2 separate regions of the Homo sapiens genome follow, and region 2 is linked to region 1. Evidence: read pairs that join two places in POLR2A ChIA-PET (ENCODE). Cell type or tissue: GM12878. All regions are shown on one strand.

Evidence for each region. Peaks named below come from ENCODE experiments on the same cell type or tissue, not always from the same donor. Only the 100,000 strongest peaks of a DNase experiment are listed, where the experiment ranks them.
Region 2: POLR2A ChIA-PET joins it to region 1 with 8 read pairs; 2 of 35 experiments call an interaction of 5 or more read pairs at or near these places.

What each region holds. Positions count from the first base shown.
Region 1 is chr5:78,908,608-78,913,607 of GRCh38, reverse strand. All of the region lies in intron 4 of ARSB (arylsulfatase B), which reads left to right. Among named protein-coding and RNA genes, the nearest start is that of ARSB, 74 kb to the left of the region's middle. In GM12878, no CTCF peak of the experiment used is centred here; no DNase peak of the experiment used is centred here; H3K27ac peaks cover 1,240 bases.
Region 2 is chr5:78,471,088-78,476,087 of GRCh38, reverse strand. It overlaps SCAMP1 (secretory carrier membrane protein 1), which reads right to left. Exons shown (of 9, transcript NM_004866.6): 9 at 1-584. The coding sequence ends at 420. Among named protein-coding and RNA genes, the nearest start is that of SCAMP1, 110 kb to the right of the region's middle. In GM12878, a CTCF peak has its summit at 3,418 (motif pointing left); no DNase peak of the experiment used is centred here.

The DNA of each region.
Region 1 (5,000 bases):
TCACTTTTGTAAAATAAAATGATAGGAGCCACATTTGTGTTTAATTATAGCATGAGAAACCTGAGAATCAAAAGAAATAAGTAAGTTCCATCACACAACAGGATAGGAAAAATAGAAAGTCTACCTCACACTGCTGCATTTGTCTGTAACTTGGCCTACTTTATGAAACTCAAAAGCGAATTAAGCCGGGCGCGGTGGCTCACGCCTGTAATCCCAAGCACTTTGAGAGGCTGAGGCGGGCGGATCACGAGGTCAGGAGATCGAGACCATCCTGGCTAACACGGTGAAACCCCGTCTCTACTAAAAACACAAAAAATTAGCCGGGCGAGGTGGCGGGCGCCTGTAGTCCCAGCTACTTGGGAGGCTGAGGCAGGAGAATGGCGTGAACCTGGGAGGCGGAGCCTGCAGTGAGCGGAGATCGCGCCACTGCACTCCAGCCTGGGCGACAGCGAGACTCTGTCTCAACAAAAGAAAAAAAAAAAAAAAGCGAATTAAAACTACATTTTAAAAGCCTGGTTCTCATCACAGTTTTTGGCTGTTAGGGATAGGACTGGTGCAGGCAACATTGCTCCAGCTGACCAGGAAATGGTCTTCCAGAATCCCTCTGATTTAATGAGCCCTATCTCCTAGCTCTGCGTGGGTTTTGAGTAACCATGAAAAAAAGCTTTTAAGTGATCAAAATGATATATTGATTCTTTCTTTCTAATGCCTTGAATATTCTTTCAGCAAAGCTGCTTTAAAAATAATTTCTGATTTTCTATTTGGTTTTTATCAAGACATGGAAATGGATAGAGGTATTGTGAATTGATCCCAAGAGGAAGAAATTCCTGTAAAATGTAGATGCGTTGGTCACATGGGGGAGAAGCTCCTGTCTGACCTCTATTTCATATTATGAGCTCAAAACATGCTTTCTCATGGGCCATGTGACATCATGTTTGGTTGAGCAAAATGTTAATGTTGCAGTGATTGGGATCAGTGCTGTGCTTCCTGACCCACCTGCTGCATTGGTAAACCTGAAACCACCGCAGCAAATATGTTTATTTGCTTTTCCCTGAAATGTGCTGTTCCTTTTTACCTCCTACAGATAAAACTGACAGGCCCTTTTCCTGCTAGCCAAAAACAGTGAGGAGAACCAGGTGGAAGACACAGCTTTTAAAATGTAGTTTTAATTCACTTTGAGTCCCATAAAGTAGGCTGAGTTACAGACGAGCTGTGGGCTTCACCAAATCACTCCATGACCTCACTTTCCTTCTGGCAAACCTCTCCCAGTGCAATATGTTGATATCGTTGATGGAGTATGAGAAACAGCTTGCTGGAGAAGAGCCTGCCTGTGATCTCTTAAGGTTGCCAGACAACATCACTGTAGGCCATCTTCTCTCTTTTTCCTTATGCTTCAATTTCCCATGGCTTTTGTGTACTACAATAACGTCAGTAACCAACCTCACTGGAACCACTTGGCTTGTAGATAGTGAAAGCTCTGTTTACATTAGAGGTAGTTTCAGAATTGATGAAAGCCTGTGTTGACTTCTTAGTTTCTTATAGTGGATATTTTGATTGAAAACACTGGAATCTCCAATGTGATAATTGACCTTACTGTTGTGTACTGAGATCTCTATTTTAGATTCTCCCCAAATACCACCTTTTTTCTATTTTTAAAATTATTATTGCAAATTCAGTCAAATAATATGGTAGACAGAAATTTGGATGGGCTTCAGGAAAAGAGGTTTAATAGTGGATTTGCCCCTAACTAGCTGTACAGCCTCTTGCATATCATTTAATCTATCTTGACCTCATTGTCTTTGTATTGAGATTCTGTGGTCCAGTCATGGGAATTAAAATCACCATCCATAGAAAGCTGTGTCTCTCGTCTCTTTGTGATTCAACACTTCATCTTTTCTGCAGAGTAGAACACCTTGTAGGCAGGTTCATAATCTTCTCTGTACTTGGAAATCACCCGGAAAGCCCCCTTTCAAGTTTCTAATTGCCCAAGTTATTCTTTTTTTTTTTTTTTTTTTTTTTTTTTTTTTTTTTTTTTAGAGGGAGTCTCACTCTGTTCCCCAGGCTGGAGTGCAGTTGTGCGATCTGAGCTCACTGCAACCTCCGCCTCCTGGTTTCAAGCGATTCTAGTGCCTCAGCCTCCTGAGTAGCTGGAATTACAGGCGTGCACCACCACACCCGGCTAATTTTTGTATTTTTAGTAGAGACGGGGTTTCACCATGTTGGCCAGGCTGGTCTCAAACTCCTGACCTCAGATGATCCATCTGCGTTGGCCTCCCAAAGTGTGCCCAAGTAATTCTATAATGTAGCCAGGATGAGAACCACTGGTATCAGGTCTAGACCCAGGGACTCATTATTATAAAACATTCCCCTTTGACATACCTTTTCATCCTTGAGTCAGGACAATTTTACCTTTCAGAAAGTAGCTACAGTCCTTTTATAATTTACTCCTCACCAAAGGTAAAATACATCCATTTTCTCTGTGTGTGACTTCTGACTATTCTGCACTGATTCAATACCCCTTCGTTTTTTGCTTATTTTTTCATTCTCACCATTCAACCACACTTGACACTTGAATCACTTTTGTTGATTTAAAAGAACAACAACAACAAAAATACAGAGTAAGATCACTTGACTTTATTGTATTAGCCATTAAATCTCTTTCTGGAGCAATAGTTCTCTAAGTATGGTCCCAGGAGCAGCAATATCACTATCACCTGGAAACTTGTTAGAAAGGCAAATTCTCAGGCCCCTTTCTGGACCAGAAGCTCTGGAGATGGTTCCCAGCAGTCTGTTTTCACAAGACTTCTAGGTGATTCGACACACTATTGCTTGAGAGCTGTTCTAGAGAGATTTTATATTTTCAGATAGTTGGATTTTTAAAAATTTTTTTAGTGTGCTCAGATATTTTTGAAGTAATCGTTGTCTGAACTTACTTGGTCTAGAAATAGAAGAGATGTTCTATTTCTAAAGGGGATATTTCCCAATCCTACCCATCTTTTTATCCTTTAGAAGTTTTCATCTTCTTTTCTGCTTTTAGAAGACCTATCCATATCTCTCTTATTTTTACACTGAAAATTTAGTCTTACATTCTATTATCATGGAAACTTTAATAATCAATGCTATTTCAATGATGTATTATGATGTGATGTAACAATAGATGGGGCAGTGACTAATACAACATTAATTTCTACTTCTTCATTTGTTTATTTTTATTGGACCTTCAGATGACATTCTTCTTACTTTATGAAGGGGGCCAGCCCCTCCACACCTGTGGGTATTTCTCATCGGGTGGGACGAGAGACTGAGAAAAGAAATAAGACACAGAGACAAAGTATAGAGAAAGAACAGCGGGCCCAGGAGACCGGTGCTTAGCATACAGAGGACCTGCACCGGCACCGGTCCCCGGGTTTCCTCAGTATTTATTGATTACTATTTTCACTATCTCAGCAAGAGGAATGCGGCAGGAGAACAGGGTGATAGTGGGGAGAAGGTCAGCAAGAAAACATGTGAGCAAAGGAATCTGTGTCACAAATAAGTTCAAGGGAAGGTACTATGCCTGGATGTGCATGTAGGCCACATTTATGCTTCTCTCCACCCAAACATCTCAGTGGAGTAAAGAGTAGCAGAGCAGCATTGCTGCCAACATGTCTCGCCTCCCGCCACAGGGCGGCTTTTCTCCTATCTCAGAATTGAACAAATGTACAATCGGGTTTTATACCGAGACATTCAGTTCCCAGGGGCAGGCAGGAGACAGTGGCCTTCCTCTATCTCAACTGCAAGAGGCCTTCCTCTTTTGCTAATCCTCCTCAGCACAGACCCTTCACGGGTCTCGGGCTGGGGGGATGGTCAGGTCTTTCCCATCCCACAAGGCCATATTTCAGACTATCACATGGGGAGAAACCTTGGATAATACCCAGTTTTCCTGGGCAGAGGTCCCTGTGGCTTTCTGCAGTGCATTGTGCCCCTGGTTTATCGAGAATGGAGAATGGCGATGACTTTTACCAAACATACTGCCTGTAAACATTTTGTTAACAAGGCACATCCCACACAGCCCTAGATCCCTTAAACCTTGATTCCATACAACACATGTTTCTGTGAGCTCAAGGTTGGGGCAAAGTTACAGATTAACAGCATCTCAGGGCAAAGCAATTGTTCAGGGTACAGATCAAAATGGAGTTTCTTATGTCTTTCCCTTTCTACATAGAGACAGTAATGGTCTGATCTCTCTCTCTTTTCCCTACAACTTAAGAACACAGACACAGATTATTTTTTAAAGTTATTCTTAAACATGTGGAATTACTTTATAATAAACCCAAAAGTTGCTGTTGTTAGAGGGAAATTTTTACTAAGTCAAGTACTCTCTGGAAAAAAAAATGTGTGAGCATAAGCTAATATCATAAATGAAATGATGAAGAAGAGGATAAGGGCACATGGTCCTAAGTGAGGAAACTTTGACCCAGAAACCTTTTGCAGTGACAGAAGTAGACCAAGAGTCCAAGTCTCCATGCTTCCAATTCAGTATTCCTTGCATGAAATGTCACTGCCTTTCGAGACTATACCGTTTACCTAATTGGTTGGATCTTTGTCAAGAGCTTGATCCAAGTGGAGTTTCTTTGTTTAATATATAAAGCATTTGCAAGTCCTTTCAAGGGCAGCACATAGTTTTATTTAACTCCCTCAAGCCCTCTCACCTCTGTCAAGTTGCACCAGGAAATTCAAGGTCTAGCCAAAGGCCCCCAATGAGTTAAAAACCCAACCATCCTGCAGAGTAGAAGAAATTAATGTCAAAACCAGATGTTCCTCTGTGGGCCTTGCTGGATTCATAAGTCAGGATAAAGCCAGCGTGGATGCATGCATGTCAAAAAAAAAAAAAAAAGTCTTGGCCAGTGTTGTAGAGAAATGAAGTGTTGTTTCATCTGCAGTTCCTCTCCAGTCCTTGCTGGTTGGGAGCACTGGCTCCCGGGAGACTGGTGGCCCTGACACTCAAGCCATTAACTGAG
Region 2 (5,000 bases), 440 kb after region 1:
AATATAAATAGGGAAAAAGGAATGAAACATGGTTTACTTTTCCAATGTGCAATCCTTATCTCTAAAGATTCTTGAAAGAACTACTGCAGTTAGTATTAAATGCGTTTTTAATCATAAGTACCATTATTAATTTTCAGTGGGTCACCACTGAAATAATTCACTGAATGTCATCCCCCAAAAATATGGAGAATATTTATTTAGCATGTAATATTTTTTCTGCAAGGGGCACTGAAATATTAAGAAACTATTAGGTAAAGTAATAAGACAAGGAAGTTTTCCTGGTTTTAGCCCATGCACAAGTGAACAGGAAATATCCATGCTGTCTGTACTGTGTGTTTTGAACATAAAAATATTTGTAGAATACAGTAACTGGAGAAAAAGGTACAGTCAAAAGGTAACAGTGTATTGTTTGAAGATTCTTAAATCTGGTTACCCTTGAAAGCATTCTGAGCTGCACTAGATGCTGCAGTTGAAGCTGCATTTGCAGCTGCGGTCTGGACAGTTTTGTTGGACATCACACCTGTTGCAAACTCCTGTTGGGCCTTCTCAAAACTAGCACCTGTTGTGCGATATAGTCCATGTACCTACAGAGGCACAAAAAAGTGGGAGAAGGTAAGTAGCAACCTACGCATTCATTTCCAGCAGCTCTTAATCTCAACATTAATCAAACATAAAAATACTAGATTGTAGTCATGATTCCTAAGATCAAGAATATTAGCCACCAAACTGACACACAATAATTGTATTTAAACATTTTCTTAATATAGGTTTTCCTTTTCTTCTCCAAGCAGAAGAGATAATTATGCTAATTTAAACCAAAAATAAAGAACTTCTTAGCCAACTTCAAAAAGTTGTATTTTCCTCTGCACCCAATTAGTCAAGTGAAATTATTACAGCATTACAATGAAATGGTTTAAACATAATAACAAGAAACAATACATTAATTTATTACCCCAGACTATTCAGAGAGAACAGTACCTTATCTATTTCCATTTTATCTACATATACACCACAGGCCCTGTTATAATCAAATGAGATCATTTTATCATTTAATGTACCAAGCACTACTTATGTCCTTCAACATATTGCCGCTATGCACTCTGTATACAATTTAACTTTTTGTGTATGGTCAAGTCCTAAAGAATGCACAAAGAAACACTTCTGGGAATTGTTTCTCCATACTGATTAATCACTCAAATCTTGGAATTTATTTTCAGGAGTAGGGTTCAAAAATTTTCTATCAGTATATGTCTTAAAACCTGCATAATTAAACTATGAGTCCATCAATACATAACATCAGCCACTTATTTTAACACAAATTTGAAGAAGGAAATAACAAACATTTATTAATTATATGCCCACAAACTTCGCAGAGTGGGGACAGAAAGATACTGGTAATTACACTGCACTGTGACTGGATCTAAATTAGAAGCTTGACTGGAATGCAATCAAAGCAGGCTTAGGGAAGGGCCAATGCATCCAAGTCAGTATTTTTTCCAAACCTGGATAGGAACTGGTAACTGTGAGGTAAGAAAAAGAATGAGTCAAAGATTCTCAAAGCAAGCTTGCATTTGGGAAAGTAGTTTCAAGAAGACAGAGAAAAGAGAGGATAGGCTGGTTTGGGGAGAAGGCAGATGATAAGTTCTAAACATTTGTTCATTCATTCCAACTCTACTGACAACCTACTCTAGGCCTGCCACAGCAGGCAGGTAAAGGTTTGGTTCAAAGCTTGGGAGAGGAATGGGCTAAAGACATGGACTTGGAAACCAACGGCATATGTTATGGACTGAATGTTTGTGTTCCCCCCAAAATTCTTATGTTAAAATCCCAACCACCAATATGATGGTATTAGCAGGCAGGCCTTTTCGGGGGTGATTTTGCCATGAAGGTGAAGCTTGCATTAATGGAATAAATGCCCTTATAAAAGAGACCCCCAAGGCCCAGTGTGGTGGCACACACCTATGGTCCCAGCCTTCCACTCCAACCTGGGCAATATACGTCTCCAAAAAGAACTTTTTTTTTTTTTTAAAGAGACTCCAGAGATCTCTCTGACAACCTTCCATCACAAAAGGACACAGAAACTGTCTATGAACCAGGAAGTTGGCCCCCCTGAGATACTGAATTTGTCAGTGTCTTTCTTATCTTGGACTTCTCAGCCTCTAGAACTATGAGAAATCATTATCTGTTGTTTAAGCTACCCAATCTATGGTATTTTTGTTATAGCAGCCCAAAGGGACTAAAACAACATATAAATGATAGCTGAAACCTTGGCATTTATGAAACTGTCTATGGAGAACCCAGAGTAGAAAGAGAATAAAATCAAGTATATAACCTAATTAATGCAGAAACAGAAAACCAAATATCACATGTTCTCACTTTTAAGTGGGAGCTAAACATTGGGTATACATGGACATAAAGATGGCAACGATAGATATTGGGGACTTAAAAGATAGGGGAAGGTGGGAGGGGGAGAAGAGTTGAAAAACTACCAATTGGGTACTATGCTCACTACCTGGATGACAGGCTCAACTGTCCCCCAAACCTCAGTATCACATAATATACCCTTGTAACAAACCTGCACATGTATCCCCTGAATCTAAAATAAAACTTGAAATTGTTTTAAAAAGACACTATTTAAGAGGCATCCACAAGAAGAAAGAATGACTGGGAGAGGAAAGGGAAGAACCAGATACAGATACTTCTCACTGATGCCAAGAGAAGAAAGCATGTTAACACATGAAAAGCTGTCAGAAAAACTATCAAGAAAGCAAGTTAATGCATGAAAATCTATCACGGTACAAGACAAAAATAACCCACACAGCCCTGAGTGCTTCTGATACAGTGGTAAAAGCAAACGCCATATTACTACAGATCAAAGTGTCAAATGGTCAGGAAGAAAAAGAGCACTGACAAATACATATACTGGTAAATCCAAAGATTCCTTTCCCCTAGTACCTTAGCACTATCATTAAGTATAAAAGTAATTATTTTTATTCCCTTTTAAAACCAAGTTTTCTATGGAAAATTAAAGATATAGATAAATCACTACTCCTATGTTCCAGACACTTATCTCAAAGTGAGTACAAATGACTGGATCCTAGAAAATGAAGTGTATTATAGAAATCTTATCAACCTTCTTTACTTACTAGACCAAACCAGAGCAATGCAATTGGATTCACTTGTCTGTCTCTTCCCCTCTTCCCCCAAGTTTGTGAGCATGTAATAAATAAATGTTAATTCTTATTTGCTTTATTATTTCCTTTTTCAAACTTGCACTAAATTGAGCAGCTGATACTATGTGTTCATGGGCTTCACAGTTTACTAAAATGTAATTCACAGTCCCACAGAACACAGAAGCAAAATAAAGGTAGGAATAGCCACATTTCTCAATAGTTTGTATCTATATAGACCCAGAGAGCCACCTAGAGGGAAAAGACCACATATATATACAGTGCATAATGCTAAATACTGTATTAAATCCATTATATCCATGTGAAAAAGGGTGGATTCTTGATTTCAGGGCCCCATGAAAGATGACAGGCTAATCATCAGGATGAACATCTTTAAAAGCTTATTACTTCCCTCCAGGGTTTCAGATGGTATCTATTAATAATTCATACTGCTGATATCAGGGACAAGGTTTTGACACCAAGTACTATAATTTTTTTTAAAAAATTACACAACTTGGGGGTGGGGGGCAAGGGGAGGCATAGCGTTAGGAGAAATACCTAATGTAGATAATGGGTTGATGGGTGCAGCAAACCACCATGGCACATGTATACCCATAACAAACCTGCATGTTCTGCACATGTATCCCAGAACATAAAGTATCAAAAAGAAAAAATATTTCAATTTTGATAAAATCTAATTTATCTTTAAAAAAATGCACCAGTTGATGGTTGCTTAAATGGAGCACAATTATCACCAAGTTGCACAGCCTTTTTATCTGTACTGTCACTTTAGAAAATCTCACTGTGTATGTGACCTGAATGCATATTACCTAGTGGAAAATTCCATAAATGCAGAATAGCCTAGAGAATTCAAAAAAAAAATTAAACAACTTAAATACTATCTTTTCTACTTATGAGAACTGCATTACTCCTAAAATAATATTTAGTTCTAGGAAAATCACAGAAAAGGCATTAAATTTGGTATATACTAATTCCACTACTTTCTAGCTGGCTGGCCACCACTCAAAACTTCAAGTCTGCTTCCCATAAAAAAAGAATATTTGTTACACTATCTGCTCCTCTGAGTTTTCCTAAAGATCAAATCAGAATGTATATAAATGAGTTACACTAACATAAGTTAAATTAATTTTTAAGTATCTGCCGAAGTGTCACAGCCAAAATGTAGATGCGGCTCCATAAAGGAGTCCTGCCTCCTTAATGCAGCTTCAGAGACAATACATGCTGTGGTGGTATATGACACAGAAAAACTGTATCGTGTGGGAAGTAAAGAATAATGGCACTTTATTTAAATAACCCAAACATATGTCTTCATTAAAACATATAGAATACCATTTCAAGAAACTGTGCTTTTATTAAGATCCCTGTCATGCCAAAATTATTTCAACTTTTATAAAAGCTGGGAAAATAAAAACAAATGAGTTTTTTAAATATATTTTTTAAATTCTTGTTTTGAGTTTTTAAAAAAGTATGGACGTCTAAGCCTAATATTTTCAGTTTGAAATTTCTGGAAACCCTCTATGAACCCTCCTGCCCACAGATGGGTCAGATATCCCTTTTGTAACCCCTTGAATTGCCAGTCTAGTTTCACCATGTCGAAATCTCACGCACCCTTTAAGCACTATCTCAAATAATGCTCTGTCTGCCATTTTGTGCCTGAACTAGCTATGGCTTTCCCTATTGAGAGTACCGCCAATCCTTTGTACATTTTGGGGAGCATGTATGTACTTTTTCTTTTACAGGGTTTCTGTCCATTTTGTATTATATCCTACATGCTTTTACTTGCCTAAGGGCAAGAACTAATTCTACTCA